Regions from separate parts of the Homo sapiens genome. Here region 2 is linked to region 1. A link is a loop called in an ENCODE intact Hi-C map of the cell type or tissue named here. Cell type or tissue: B cell. All regions are shown on one strand.

Region 1 (2,500 bases):
AACATTGAAGGATTTTAAGCAGGAGAGTGTGAGTCTGAGTTCTAGGAAACCTGTGATGATTTTGTTCAGGTGATGGCAAGGAGAAAAGAAGGGAAGCAGAAAAACAGCTCTGTGACTGTTGTAATAGTGAAAATGAGACTGTACAGCAGTATCGATGCAATAATTACTGTTTTTAACTTCAGTCGATTTTGTATCTTCCCTATGCCTAATCTGCCCAGGCATTTTCTTCCCATTCCTTCACATAGAATGCCTGGTTTCTTTGTCACTGCCTAATAAAGTCAAACTTATTATGAAAATTTTAAACCCCAGTTTCTACCTGAAGCCTTCTGTAGCCAAATTAGGTTAAAAGTACAATTACATCTCCATAAATTCTTGACAGCACTAGCTTGGCACTGATGATTTTTACTATCTTATATTTATTACATTTCCACTAACATATGCCCTGTCTTCCTAGGTATGCTGTAAATTCTTTGAAGACAGGGTGTTATGCAGTGTTTTGCTGGATATCAGTAAATGTACAATACATATTACTGTATTGATAAAACAGAGACATCAGAGTGAACAAAGTATACAGACTTTTAATATGCTTCTTAGGGCTTTTGCTATGCCTACGTGTGTTGTGAATCTGTAAAGAGGGTTTAGACCAGCAACAAGGCAACATCAGGTCTGGCCTGTACTAGCCGTTTAATACAGAATGGATAGTTAAAGAGAGAGATTGTGTACAATATTTCCCCCAAATTACTTGAGCTTAGGGAGTATAGCATTGATTGTAATGCCACATCAATAATTTAATGTCAGTAAATACTTGATTATCATTAAAACAAGATATAATTGATTACATATATATATACACCGATATATATATCGGTGTATATATATATGTAATATCTGTATATATTTGGCCTATTAGTTAAATTTTCATGTCTTTTACCATCCCCATCCCATCTAGAGCTTAAGTGTTACTTTCAGAAAACGGCATACATATAATTCTAAGATCTTTTGATTCAGTGTCACGTTTTTTTTTTTGGTACCTCTTGGAAAGATAGTTGTTAATAGGGCTCCCTCTTGTGGTACACACAGATATTGGGAAATAACTGGATCTGTGCACTTGTTGATAGATGCAAATGCAGCAGATGTGTGCTTCATAAATCATATGTATGTAAAAATTTTAAGTATTCACTTGAAAATGTGTAAGGGGATTTAATAAAGATATTTTATTGTGAATCCTGTTGGAAAGTGAACATTTGGTCCTATTAACAAGTATTTGAGTTTTTGTACTTAATTTATAGAAAGCAAGTTGATAAATATATAAATATTTTACCTTTTTTGTTTTTTAAAAAAAGCAAATGTTGGTGTCTTCTCAAATTATATTTATTGTTTCTTGATTTCAAAACTGTGTTTACTGCTTAACCACTCACATCTGGGGCCTAAACTAAGTCCTAGTGGGATAAATTTTATATACTTTCCATTCTGTGTTCTAAGTAAAGCAAAGTTAAAGATTCAAGAAGTTGAATGTGAGCAGGTGGCATCTGTTAAAAGTTTTGGCTTATTTTGTTTAACGTGCCCTAGGCCACAGTCTTTTCTTTTTTTATGCCTTGGAGTCCAAGTAAAGGGAGATTATTCCTTGTTGTTTCTTATTTTTATTTCCCTGACAAGTTCAGAGAGTGGCTGTCAGTTTTGTCCAAAAGCTTATGAAAAGGTTTCTGTTTATTTCCTTTCAGTATCATTTCATCTCCTTAAGAGCAGTTTCTGGGACTATATTCTTTTTCTGCTGGTTTCAGTAGGAGATTATGAATGGTTGTGTACTGTTTTAAGGAAAATTGTTAGTTTTATTTATTTTTCTGTGTTTAGTAAACGTTTAATACTTGAAAATGAGCCTTAGGAGAAAGATGAGGACTAATGCGATTATCAGTAATAGTTAAAATGTATCTGTTGAGTTGGATGCTTTATAGAATAAATAGTAAATTAGAAATAATCCCAGTATTTAGAATGAAATATATTCTTCTGTTGTAGAATAACAGATACCATTGGACCAACAGAAACCTCAATTGCACCAAGACAAAGACCAAAGGCCAACTCTGCTACTACTGCCACTCCCAGTGTGCTGACCATTCAAAGTTCAGCAACACCTGTTAAAGTCCTTGCTCCTGGTGAATTCGGTAACCATAGACCAAAAGGTAATAGAGCCCCGCCAACCTCATCCTCTTAAAGGTTAATGTTAATAAACCTTTCATGATTTGATTTCCTGACCTCAGGTGATCCTTAATATTGTAAAGTAGATAACATAATGCTTTCAGAAACTTTCTATTGATGTCTAATAAATTCAGTTGGTTTCTCAACAATTCAATTGTTGTAGGCAAAGGGAAGTTACTGGCAATATAAAAGTATGGTACAAAAAACTCACAATTTGCTTTGATACTATAAATACAAACTCTTATCCCTAGAGTCATCAACTAATAGGGTTTGAGGTTGGGAATAAAGTTCAACGGTATGGAAAAAG
Region 2 (2,500 bases), 200 kb before region 1:
ACTCCAGCCTGGGCAACAGAGCGAGACCTTGTCTCTAAAAAAAGAAAAAGAAAAAGAAACAAAGCTGATTTAAAAAATTGTGGGCATATTACAAACCTGCAATGTATGTGTGTGTGTGTGTGTGTGTGTGTCTGTGTGTGCATGTAAAGTACTTAGGACTTAGGACAGCACACTTAGTATTTAGCACATAATACCTAGCAATAGCTCAATGAATGGTAGCTTAACAACAATAACTAATGATATTACGACATGTTTATTTCATCACACCTTCACCATGAATAAATGTAGAGATCTAGGACCTAGTACCTCTTGCTTTCCCTTTGGTGCTGAAGCTTCACTCCACTGCTTCCCAAATCTATGTGTCCACCTAGAAATGGGTCATGGTTGCTGAATCGTAGAATAATAATACTGCAAAATTGCTAAATCTCTGAGGGGCGTGTGTGTGTATGTATGTGAGTGTCTGAGTGTGTGTGAGAGAGAGAGAGAGGGAGAGAGGGAGGGATATGGGGAAGGGAAGCAGTGCTTGTCTCTTTCTTCTTGCTAAAGACACTTCCTTAAAAATAAATACACTGGAAAATAATGACAGGAAACTTTACAAAATTAAAAGAGGATGTCAGGAAGTACAGGATGTGAGGTTGTTTTCATTTCTGTCAGTATTTTCTTATTCATATATATTTATAACTTTAAAAAGCAGAGAAGTTCACTATTTCTTCTACTTAAGATCAAATTTATATATAAAAAAAAGACCTGTGACCAAAAAAAAAAGAACCCACTTAATACTTTCTAGCTGCAATTAAGTATCTGATCTGACTACATTATTGGGCAACTGAATAGAATACTTGTCACACTCATTCTCTATTTCTAAAAAATGATGCAGGCCAGGCCCAATGACTCACACCTGTAATACCAGCAATTTGGGAGGCCGAGGTGGGAAGATTGCTTGAGGCCAGAAGTTAGAGACCAGCCTGGACAACAGAGTGAGACCCCATCTCTACAAAAATATTTGTTTAAAAATTAACAATAACAACAACAACAGCAGCAACAACAAAACGGTTGCATTCTCAGACAGTTCACGCCAATGTGGGAAGGATATAAAAGTAAAGTACCCTGAAGCAGCAATGGATAAGAAAAGCTTGGTCTTTTTTTAAAACAAAAATTTTTTTTATTATTACTTCTTTCCCAGAAGACAACTTTCAAACATAGGAACCTAGGCAAATCAACGAATGCTCAAAACTGAAAACCCACTTCCCCCTCTGAGAATAGAGGGTACAGAAATATCAGTACTTTCAATGCTTTAGCAGTCATGTGAATGGTGAGCATTCTATGTTTTTCCATATGCACAGCAAATGAGCACGCTGCTTGCAGCTTTTTCTCCATGAAATGGGGATCTGCATCCCATAGTAGTTACTGAGCAGTACAGTTCCTCTCCAACATTGAAACAGTTTATCTGCAAACAAATTTCTAAAGTTCCTATGTGGCTGGAAGCCAAAATAAAACAACTATGTTTTGCTGTCCTCTGCTTTGCTGAACAGATAGATGTAAAAGGTTGTAGGTGGGCTTCTCTTTATTACTGCACTTGACTTATTAACACCTTGAGACTCGAAGAATAAAGTGTACTTCATCTTGTAAAAGTTTATGATCTAAGTCAAACAATTCAAAAGGTCATAATTTAGCTCCATCTAAGGAACTTTAATTCAAAAAGACAGGAAGTTGCTTCATATTAAAAGTAGCCTCTTCTTTACTTCTTAATAAAATTCCCTAAGAAAATATTTATGGCAGACATATGTTATTTTCATCATTCCTTCCTTGGGGAAACCACTATTCCCTGCTTCCACATGGTTTCAGAGGGGCTGCCTATCACTGTACCCTACCCCCCTTCCAGCCACACTGGGAGCATAGGACACAGGCCTGGCCAACCCTAAAATTATCTGTTCCTGAAATTAAAATAGTGATGTTGAAATAGATATGTTTCTTTCCCCTGGGATGCTAAGCTAGGGCAAGAGATCCCAGAGCTTCCCTGTGCCATCTTCACCACCCTGCATGGAGGAGGTGGAGCAGGTCCAGCCGCAGAAGGAGAAAATGGCAGAGACAGAGGAGCAAAAGGAGAAGGAGGAGGAAGAGGAAAAGAGGGAGAATGGGGAGGAAAGAAAGAGGAAAAAGAAGGGGAAGAGTGGAAGGGGTAAGAAGAAGAAAAGAAGTGTAGTCTAACCTCCACAGAGCTATGATTGAAGCCAACTGATTCCTGAACCTCCTAGATACCTGACTCAACCAATTTCCTTCTCCATTCAAATTAGTTTTAATAATTCTGCAACGGAAACAGGAGGAACTAACAAAGTAGCTAGTGTTTGTTCATTCATTCAACAAATATGCCAGGCACTAAATAGGCATAGAGTCATGATGGGCAACATATAGTCCTTGCCCTCATTGAGCTTATAGCCTGGTTAGGGAAAAAAATATCACACACACACACACACACACACACACACACTCTATTGGAATA

Evidence for each region. A loop is a pair of places that touch in the nucleus more often than their neighbours do. Peaks named below come from ENCODE experiments on the same cell type or tissue, not always from the same donor. Only the 100,000 strongest peaks of a DNase experiment are listed, where the experiment ranks them.
Region 2: a loop joins it to region 1, with 2.6 times the contacts of the local background. A loop is called at or near these places in 2 of 110 quality-filtered maps.

Annotation. Positions count from the first base shown.
Region 1 is chr4:78,863,544-78,866,043 of GRCh38, forward strand. It overlaps BMP2K (BMP2 inducible kinase), which reads left to right. Exons shown (of 16, transcript NM_198892.2): 10 at 2,014-2,177. Among named protein-coding and RNA genes, the nearest start is that of PAQR3, 75 kb to the right of the region's middle. In B cell, CTCF peaks have their summits at 1,078 (motif pointing left) and 1,277; a DNase peak (open chromatin) is centred at 1,068; H3K27ac peaks cover 813 bases.
Region 2 is chr4:78,666,638-78,669,137 of GRCh38, forward strand. All of the region lies in intron 2 of LINC01094 (long intergenic non-protein coding RNA 1094), which reads left to right. Among named protein-coding and RNA genes, the nearest start is that of LINC01094, 22 kb to the left of the region's middle. In B cell, no CTCF peak of the experiment used is centred here; a DNase peak (open chromatin) is centred at 1,364; H3K4me3 peaks cover 1,973 bases; H3K27ac peaks cover 2,308 bases.